Linked DNA regions of Homo sapiens: region 2 is linked to region 1. A link is an interaction called in ENCODE POLR2A ChIA-PET data of the cell type or tissue named here. Cell type or tissue: PC-9. All regions are shown on one strand. Links, peaks and the distances in the headings refer to the core of each region. The heading gives the core; the rest is flanking DNA.

Region 1 (5,387 bases), core at 258-5,257:
AAGCTCTTCGGTCCTCCCTTAGAATTCAGATCACTCTTGGTTGGAGAAGAGTATTAGCATAAACATTTAAAAATAAACATTGTTGAATTATATTTAATTACAATAAATCACACTTATTTTTCCACTTTTTAAAAAAATCTTCTAAATGGTTCAGTAGATGGAAATGTGTTGTGGTGAAACATTTAATAATAATTTGAGCTCAGCAGAGCAGCCTACTGTTACCTTAAGACAGCACTGATATTTGATATACAGTTTGGGGATTTTTAACAAATTTATATATTCATGTAAACATTACGCAAGTCAATATACAGAGCATTTTCATCTAAGAAAATGTCTATGTCCCTTACCAGCCAATCCTGCTCCAAGCAATTATTGATCTGATTTCTATATAATGGATTAGTTTTGCTTGTTCTAAAATTTCATACCATGAATTCTTTACATCTTATTTTAGCATGAAGATTTTGAGATCCCTTTTTGTCACTGTATTTGAAAGCAGCTTATTTAAATTGCTAAGTATATTTCATTGTATGAATATAAACAATTTGTTTACCCATTTACCCACTGAGGAACATTTCTGTTGTTTCCAAGTTAGGGTTATTATAAAGAAAGCTGCTATGAACATTCATTTATGTAGGAATCTTTTTGGAGATTTATGTTTCCAGTTCTCTTGGATACACAGCCAGGAGTAGAATTCTTAGATCACAGAGTGGGTACATTTTTAAATTTTGTAAGAAACTGCCAGTCTATTTTGCAAAGAGACTGACAGTTTCTTGTAATTTTTTTTTCTCCTCCCAGTTGCCAAGACCCTGAAGGTTCAATTACATCCTATTGTTACTGTCTCCCTTCCCTAGAATGATTGAGGGAGAGGCTTCATAGAATCCTCTGGCTGGATTGGGACAGCAAGAGTCATTCCCGGGCCTCTCCTACATTGTTGTACGTTGCCACCAGCAATGTAGGAGAGTTCTAGTTGCTCCAAATCTTTGCAACATTTACAACATTTGGTATTGTCAGTCTTTTACATTTTAGCCATTCTAGTATGTGGTAGTAACTGTAAAGTACTCCTTCTTTGTTTTCATTTGCATTTCCATTTTGTCTAATAAGCACTTTTGTATGTGCTCACTGGTCATTTATACATTTTTTGTGAAGTGGCTGATCAAATAAATTCTCCTTTTTTTTTTTTTTTGAGATGAAGTCTTGCTCTGTCCCCCAGGCTGGAGTGCAGTGACATCTCAGCTCACTGCAACCTCCATTTCCCGGGTTCAAGTGATTCTCTTGCCTCAGCCTCCCGAGTAGCTGGGCTTACAGGTATGCACCACCACTCCTGGCTAATTTTTTTTTTTTTTTTTTTTTTTTTAGTAGAGACAGGGTTTCACCATGTTGGCCAGGCTAGTTTCGATCTCCTGACCTCAGGTGATCCCTGCCTCAGCCTGCCAAAGTGCTGGGATTACAGGCATTAGCCACCATGCCTGGCCAAATTTTCCATTTTCAATTGGTGTGTTTAGCTCCTTATTATTGAGTTGTAAGTATTCTTTACATATTTTGGATTGAAGTCTTCTTTCAGATATATGAAATGCAAATATTTTCTTCCAGATAGCTTGTCAATAAGTTGTTCTATCTCTGTTCTTTGTTCCTTTTTCAGATTTGTGGAATTTTACTCTAAGCATATGACCAGAGACTCAAACAAACCTCTATGCAGATTCTGGGTCTCTGCTGTATAGATTCCATCCTTTCTGATACTCAGCCACACAAATTCCAGCCACCTCTAAACTCTGATTTTTGTCTTTTAAGCTCAAGGAAACCATTGTATTTTGCTTGTTTTCAGCACCTGATTCAGAAACTGCTTCCAGGCAGAAGGCCACTGTGATCACAAGTCTCGTTTTATTTTTACTCTTTTCTCAGGGATCACAGCCATGTATCATCTCTTTGTTCAGTGTCCAAAAACTGTTTCATATATTTTCTCCAGTTTGCTAGTTGTTTATTGTAGGAGAGCTAGTCTGATACCAGTTATTCCTGCCTTTTAGGCTGGAGGCTAAAACTTTCAGATATTACTTGGAAACAAAATAAAATCAAATAGAAAAGTAGCAGATTAAGAGATTTTAGAAAATATAATTAAATGCAGCATTAGTACACTCTAAAGATATCTGCTCAAGGAACGACTTAAAGGTTTATGCTTTATTTTTCTTACAATTTAAGGAAATATTCAGCCTATGCTATTGAAAGAATTATTAGTTTTCTATTATTTTCCCAACACATTTTGTTTCCAAAGCTGATTATATAAAAACCAACAAACAAAAAAACCCAAAAAACTAAATTTAAGTACTACAATTGAGTTGACATACCTACTATTACTTTCACTGAAATGCCATTATTCCCCAGCTGAGCATAATGTGTCCTATTCCTTCATGTATCTTTCCAATTTTTTACTTTCCACTTTTCTGCAGGCCTACCTGCACCATATTCAGAAGTTGGAGAATCAATAAGGACCAGGTGTTTAATCGTGAAAGATAACATTTTTAAACTGTTATGAGGAGATAGTAACTATGCTAAGTGATCTATCTTATTTGATACTCATAACAACCCTGAGATAGAAGTATAACTTTGTGACCTTGAACAACTGATTTAATAATTGTAAGTCTCAGCCTGCTCATCTGCACAATGGGAAAATAAACAGATAAGCAAGGGTGTGAGTCCAGGCCATCACACTTCAGAAGGTGGATTGCTTGCTAATAATAATTTAGGAAACAATTCCTCTGCACCCTGACTCCTCCTTGTTTGAGCACACGTTTGAATACATATAATACAACATATAGTATGTACATTTCTTTTTTCCATCAAAACTGTACTAACATAGCATAAAACAATTTCAAAGAAAGTTTAAATCCATGAGGTTAAAAGATCAGGAAGGGTGAGGCCGGGCACGGTGGCTCACGCCTGTAATCCCAGCACTTTGGGAGGCTGAGGCGGGAGGATCACGAGGTCAGGAGATCGAGACCATCTGGCTAACACGGTGAAACCTCATCTCTACTAAAAATGCAAAAAATTAGCCGGGCGTGGTGGCAGGCGCCTGTGGTCCCAGCTACTCGGGAGGCTGAGGCAGGAGAATGGCGTGAACCCAGGAGGCTGAGCTTGCAGTGAGCTGAGATCACGCCACTGCACTCCAACCTGGGCGACAGAGCGAGACTCTGTCTCAAAAAAAAAAAAAAAAAAAAAAAAAAAAATCAGGAAGGGTGAAAACAATGAACAAGAAATTTCTTCAACAGGTAGCTAATGGGAACAGGGCAACTAGTTTGCTAAATGACTCAACAGACTGGAGGGAGCTGAAACCCATGCACCTGCAGATAAATATGTGAATTAAAAATAAGCTTGTTTATGTTAATGAAACAGTGAATTTCAAGCAGTTGTTTCGAAGGACAGAATGAAGGAAGGCAAGAGTAAAGGACATGAAAATACTAAAAGATAGCATTCAACATTTTTCATCACATCCCAAGCCTTACCCTAACAGGAGGCAGGATTTACTTTCTGGAGAACACCAAACAAAACTGAAAGCCAGGAGTGATGGTATTGCCCTATGTGGAAAACACAGGACTAGGGCAAGGCTTACATATTGACATGTCAATAGAATACTGGATGCTAAGTACATTATCCACACGCCAAGTTCCTCTAGTACCCTCAGGAGAGACAGTCAATGATTCCCTGGAAAAATAAAAAGCCCCTGAGAAAGCTGGATATGGTGATATTTGGGGGTTTCCCTAAACAAAATGGTTAGGTTCCTTCCCATTGATTCTACAATGAAGCCCATCATCTCAAAAGCCTTTCTTGCAGATACAGGAATTGATAGGCAAGGATCTCCAGGCATGGACAGAAGCCTCCACTTGGACATGAAAGACGGGGAAGAGGGTGCGGAATGGAGAAAGGGAGAGAGTGAGAGAGAGAGAAAGTAAAGTAGAGGCATAGAAACAATGCAAAGAGCAGAAGAAAATTTCAAAAATATAAATAATATCCCTAAGAAAATAGGAAAAAATTTATATGCACAAAAGGACTACATAAATAATAGAGAGTCATAAGGGGCTCTTGGATACACACACACCCTACATGATTATATATACATATATGTGATATTTTGTATACGTGAGTCTGTCCTGCAAACTCTAGCTGACCATCCTCCCCAGACAATCATATCTGTCTGTTCAACTCCCAGGAAATGCTAAGCTCCCTGGGTTCCCCCTTCCTTGTACTGCACTTTTGAGATTCTCTACAGGCAGTAGGCTGGGTCAATTATAGAGGTTTATTCTGTTGTTTTCCTTCTTTTGGGGCTCACTGTCCTTCATTGACTAATGTCCACTGTCTTTAAAACCATTGCTTCATGTATTTTTGTCCCACATTTTAAAATTTGTTTCAGACAAGAAGGCAAATATGGTTCTTTAAAAAAGGTTTATTTTATTTTATTTTACTTTATTTTATTTATTGATTTTTTTGAGATGGAGTCCTGCTCTGTTACCCAGGCTGGAGTGCAGTGGCACGATCTCGGCTCACTGCAACCTCTGCCTCCTGGGTTCAAGCAATCCCCCTGTCTCAGCCTCCCAAGTAGCTGGGATTACAGGCGCGATCCACCATGCCTAGCTAATTTTTGTATTTTTAATAGAGATGGGGTTTTGTCATGTTGGCCAGGCTGGTCTCAAACTCCTAATCTCGGATAGTCTACCTGCCTTGGCCTCCCAAAGTGCTGGAATTACAGGCCTGAGCCATGGCGCCCAGCCAAAAATTGTTTATTTTAAATTTCTGTAAGCACATAGTAGGTGTATATATTTATATGTTACATGAGATGTTTTGATACAAGCATGAAATGCATAATAATCCCATTAAGGGGTATCCATTCCCTCAAGCATTTATCCTTTGTGTTACAAACAATCCAATTCCACTCTTTTAGTTATTTTAAAATGTACAATTAAATTATTGACTATAGTCACCCTATTGTGCTATCAAACTCTAGGCCTTATTCATTCATTCTATTTTTTTGTACCCATTAACAATCCCCACCTTCCCATCACACCCCCACTACCCTTCCCAGCCTCTGGTAACTGTCCTTCTACCCTCTATCTCCATGAGTTCAATGGTTTTGATTTTCAGATCCCGCAAATATGTGAGAACATGTGATGTTTGTCTTTCTGTGCCTGGCTTATTTCACTTAACATAATGACTTCCAGTTCCATCCATGTTTTCTCAAATGACTAAATCTCATTTTCTTTTTTTTATGGCTGAATAGTACTCCATTGTGTAGAAGTACCACATTTTCTTTATCCACTCATCTATTCACAGGCACTTAGGTTGCTCCCAAATCTTGGCTATTGTGAACAGAGTTATAAAAAACGTGGGAATGCAGATATCTC
Region 2 (5,387 bases), core at 117-5,116, 60 kb before region 1:
TTTGGAAGAATATATTTGTTTTAAAAAAGATTTATTTATCACATGCTTTTTATGTTTATTTTTAAAATCCATTGTATATGTGATTTGGGTTCAAACCTTTAGGGGAAAAAAGCCATTCTAAACAATTATATTTAATTAAAAACACACAAAGAGATCACAAAGGATGACAAAGTTGGAGAGGACCTTGGGTATTATTTAATTTTTTTTTTTCTTGGAGAGGTAAAGCAACCAAGAGCTGTTAAGAGGTATTAAGACCAAGCAACTGTTGAGTAGCAAAACTTTAGGTGGAAACTTTGCCTGTCTTATTCACTGCTATATTCCTAACCTGTAGAGAAGCAGTTGTCAGCTGGGGCCATTCTGCCCTGTTGAGGGACATTTGGCAGGGTCTGGAGACATTTTTGGTTGTTACATAGGAGAATGGGGGATAGAAGTGCTACCGGCACCTAGAGGCCAGGGATGCTGCCGAAAACCCTCCATCGCACAGGACGGCACCTACAACAGAGAATTGTCTGTCCCAAATGTCAATGGTACAAAGGTTGAGAAACCCTGCTTTACGGAGGATGAACAAATTCATTGTAGACACATAACCTGACTCCCAGGGACTAAGGGGCTGGCACATGCATTCTCAAGAGGGGGGATAAATACTACCAAGCGGACAAAATTTGGTTCTTTGTGAATGAGTGTAAAAACATATATAACCATTTTTCTGTGGCATGACATTTCATGGGGAGGTAGGCAATGAGGGGAAACAAATCTACAAGGTTTTCTTGGGAGGGAGGTAACAAAGGAAAAAAAAAAATCTGGGAATACTGAGAAAGCATGATTGCAAGCTTGAGTTCTCTTCCTCCACCCTCTGCACTACGACTGGCATTTGAACAAGTGCCACTGGCATGCACGTCCAGCTCCACTTCCGGGCTGTGCTGTCACTAGAGTGCTGCTCGTTCTCTATTTCTCCGCCTGCTGCTCTGCATCTTAGGAGGCAAAGAAACATTTTCAGGTTATTCTTTGACTGCCTGTACGTTTGTTTTCTGAGAACTAAAGATAAAAAGATACAGAAAACAGGGAGAATAGGGAGTGGGAGTGAGAAGGGGCTTGCAGTTACAGTATTTTGGCCACCTCCCCAATCAGGACACATAAGGAAGTGAGGCTGCTGTTTTCTGCCTGGTATGACTCTTGGGTCCTGGGTGGTGTTGGCCAATGGTTGGGCTGGTCAGTGTGCACAGCGGCTTCGCAAGATGACTCGGGCATGCTTTTCATTGTTTTATTTTCTCAGTCTATCTGTAGAATCTCATCATTTTGGGGCCTTCAGGAATATTTGGGTAATACTGAGAGTCTTCTGCAAAATGCTACTTGAATGTTTTAATTTTTAATTGAGATTTTAAAAGTTTGTCTGGGTGGCAGAGCAAGACCCTGTCACAGACAAAAAGTATGCTTGGATTCATTTTGGATTTGTGGGTAAACTCAAGCTCCCCTTTTGTTTGAAATGATTAGCATAGTTTTGTGGCTTCTAGAACAAAGTTTTGGGCATCAAGTATGCAAATCTGGGTTTCTTCAGATAACCACAAGTGAGTATCTTGAAATCAGTCTCTTAAATCTAAGCAAGTGTCCCAGATCCAGTGGGAGGAGAGAGATGTGTCTGTGGCCATCACTGTAAATATGTTTGACTTGAGTGGTTTCCAGAAATGTATATAGAGTATGTTCACATAGAGATTTAAGGGTGGAGAGGGAATGTTGAACGGACATTCTTTTTCTGACATTCCCTCCCCCAACATGGAACCCGTGATGAGTTTATAAATAGCAGAGCCTATTAAGCCACAAAAACCTAGAGAAACAGGGCAGTAAAAAATAATGAAATGCAATATTCAGAATACATGGAAAAGCCATGATTTACTTTAATCCTTGGGACCAGGAATAATACACCTGCCTTGGAACAGGGGATGGCATAATGTTGGCATAACATCAGGGGTTTAATAATTTTTGACCACATTTTATAGACGCTTTCCTGCAATTAATGCTAAATAAAGTCAACAACTTCTCCACCTGCTGCTGTGTTTGGGGCTTTCATCAAGTGCGTCCCACTCTCCTTCATTACCCCAGGCTATCACAGTTCCTGCTGAACTTGTTCATTTTTCGTTCTTTTCCCTCGATAATCCCCAGGACTATCACATGCACTGCTTGTGGTATATACGGCTTTCCATTCTTTTCTTGCAAGAGTTAAGCTAATTGAATTCAGCACCACTATTCTCTTTGCTGGGATCATCAGGCCACCTCTGCAGAGGCAGCACGTCTGTATCTTTTTTCCGATAAGGATTGGGTATAATTTTTCTCTCATTTTATTTTTTAATGAAAACAAATTAACATGATATGGTGGGAATGCAGATATGTTGGTCAAAGGGTACAAAGGTCAAGTTAGACAGGATGAATAAATTCTAGGAGTCTACTGTATGACATGGTGACTATGTTAGAGGCGTTGGAACCAGAGTGAACAGGGGTTCCTGTTTGAGGTTCCATCTTGAACAGGGACTGGGTAGAATGAGGCTGAGACCTGTTGGGCTGCATTCCCAGCGGATTAGGCATTCTTAGTCAGAGGATGAAATAGGAGGTCAACACAAGATCCAGGTCACAAAAACCCTGCTGATAAAACAGGATGCAGTAAAGAAGCCAGCCAAAACCCACCAAATCCAAGATGTCAAGGAAAGCAACCTCTGGTTGTCCTTGTTGCTCATTATACAGTAATTATAATGCATTAGTTTGCTAACAGACACTCCCACTAGTGCCATGACAGTTTACCAATGCCATGGCAATATCTGGAAGTTACCCTATATGGTCTAAAAAGGCCACAGGTGGTGGTGGGGTTCCCCTCAGTTCTGAGAATTGCCTGCTTCTTTCCCAGAAAACTCATGAATAATCCACCCCTTGTTTAGCGTATAATCAAGAAATAACTATAAATATAGCCAACCAGCAGCCCACAGTGCTGCTCTGCCTATGGCTTAGCCATTCTTTTATTCCTTAACTTTCCTAATAAACTTGCTTTTGCTTTACTCTGTGGACTCTCCCTGAGATCCAAGGACCCTCTCTTGGAGTCTGAATTGGGACCCCTTTCTAGCAACTATGCTGTTGTTATATTGTATACTTGAAAATTGCTAGGAGAGTAGATCTTAAGTGTCACCACCACACACACACACAAAATGATATTGAGGTGATGGACATGTTAATTAGTGTGACTTAATCATTTCACAATGTGTGCATCTATCAAAACAATCATATAGGACACCATAAATATTGACAATTTTTACTTGTCAACTATATCTTAATGAAGCTGGGAAAAAAATTTTTTAAAAAATTAGTATGATAGGCTTCACACACACACACACACACACACACACACACACACACACACACTGCTATTCTTTAATTCCATCTCTCCACTTTCTTAAGGGAGTCTTTAAAAGCACTTGGAGTTTATATTTTGAACCTCTCGGTTTTAGGCTGGAGATTTTCTCAGGAATAAGATTCTCTGACTGTCTTCATGTAAATTGTAGTCATTTTATCACATTGATGTTTTATTTCAATAACTACTTGACAATCACTTGAAGGCTGGGGTAGAAGATCTCATGATAAAATGAACACCAGGTGGGTTATAAAACATATGCCTTCAATTTTGAAAAAAGACTATCATCCTCATTTCAGTCTTTGTGTCTCCAGAGCCATGTTGGGATGTTTAGGTGCAAGAGATAAAAAATTTCATTTTGCAAGACCAAGTTTACACAACTGAGACTCAACCATTGCTTTCCTGAGGGATGTGTGTGTGTGTGCGTGTTTGCTTTGGATGGAGGGAGTTGAAAGTATTAGCTATAAAAACCATTAGCAATTCCTAGTCGATCTAAATCAGTCTAAACATTTTTCAAAATCTCGCCTAGATTCTTGCACTATTTTAGCCTGCACCAAGGCGATTAATTCACACAGGGGGCTGTTTATTTAATTGTAGTAACAGCATATAAAGCCAAGACACTGTCTAATCTCCTATTCTTGAGTTTTTAAATCCCAAATGGTGAATGGCAAGTAAGGCTGCTAGTTTTATAGCTTCATGAATTAGTTCAGCTGAAAAATATTTTGTCCATTTTCATTTGGGAGACATTGGGTGCAGGGAGATGTAGGAGGGGTAGAGTAGGATTTGTTAGCCAGCACTAATCGGTTCTTGGCCTCTAGCAATTCTCTGTGGCAGAATAAAGGGAAGAGATAATTATTCTCCTTAATCACTGCGTCAATGACTGCATTTAGAACCCTCTGCTTAAAGGCAGACCAGATTTCCCAGAGAATATTCTCAACCTTTCACTGATCTGATTTTGAAGTGAATGAATGTTCTGAAAATATCTGTTAGCCGGGCCTTACTGGTTTGCCTGGGATTCATAGAGACAAGGAGCCTCCAGTAGCTTCAGTTGGGTGACCTTTCTCATATCCGTCACCAGGCTGTTAATGAGAGGGTTTTTGCATCTTTGCAATTTGGTGTCATGGCAGAAATCACCAAGGAACAGGATCCAAAGACTAATTGCCTTTACCTCTTTTTCTCTCTCCCACTCCTCAACACCTCCCTTTGCTGCTATGCCATTTTCATCTGAGTCATAGATTTGTGACTTTAGGAATGGATAAGTGGGAAGAAAAAGGAAAAACGAAGACAGCACACAGGCCCCAATGGTTACCATTTTCCTGAAAGGACATTGGAGTCTTTGCGGATATATGAAAATATGTGCAAGGAAAATGTGTAGTTCTTTGAGTTAATTTTTCTCTCTTTGATCTATCAATACAGGAAGGTCAACGTCTTTTGGTTGTGTGGGGATTGAGCCGAATTTTCCTGTGACTTTTGCTCAGGAGCTCAGTTTTGCTCTTGAAAAACATACTACTCTACCTATAATTCCTGTTTCCCCCATTCTTTCTTCCCCAGCCTTACCTGTCCTTTAAGATTTACCTCTTCCAGGAAGGCTGTCTGACTACCCTGCCATGACAGGTGACTCATTATCCTGTTTCTTTGTGGTGAGTTTGCTGAACAGGCCCAAAGTTTATCCTGCCTTGCTTGCTTATATAAAAAATTAATTTTTTTGATTATAAAAAATATATTAACATATTTGCTTCTAGAGAAACTGGAGCATTTGTAAAGGTGTAAGAAATAAAACAAAAGTGAAAACCCCCCTTCCTTGGTTTCATAACCTGGAGGTAATATGAGAAGAGTTTTGTGACGCTTCAAGTTTAGAGACTTTGAAAACTGCTTGGAGTTGAATCCTAACTCTGTGACTTCCCAGCTGGGTGACCCTCGGTAATTTACCTGACCAATCTCTGCCTGATACTCCCCTGGTAGGTTGGGGATGATGACAGTGCTTACTTTGTAGTTT

The links. ChIA-PET counts read pairs that join two places held together with the same protein. Peaks named below come from ENCODE experiments on the same cell type or tissue, not always from the same donor. Only the 100,000 strongest peaks of a DNase experiment are listed, where the experiment ranks them.
Region 2: POLR2A ChIA-PET joins it to region 1 with 23 read pairs; 3 of 35 experiments call an interaction of 5 or more read pairs at or near these places.

What each region holds. Positions count from the first base shown.
Region 1 is chr17:71,874,904-71,880,290 of GRCh38, reverse strand. No RefSeq gene overlaps it. Among named protein-coding and RNA genes, the nearest start is that of ROCR, 150 kb to the left of the region's middle. In PC-9, for the core only: no CTCF peak of the experiment used is centred there; no DNase peak of the experiment used is centred there.
Region 2 is chr17:71,934,329-71,939,715 of GRCh38, reverse strand. No RefSeq gene overlaps it. Among named protein-coding and RNA genes, the nearest start is that of ROCR, 89 kb to the left of the region's middle. In PC-9, for the core only: no CTCF peak of the experiment used is centred there; a DNase peak (open chromatin) is centred at 2,545; H3K27ac peaks cover 1,515 bases.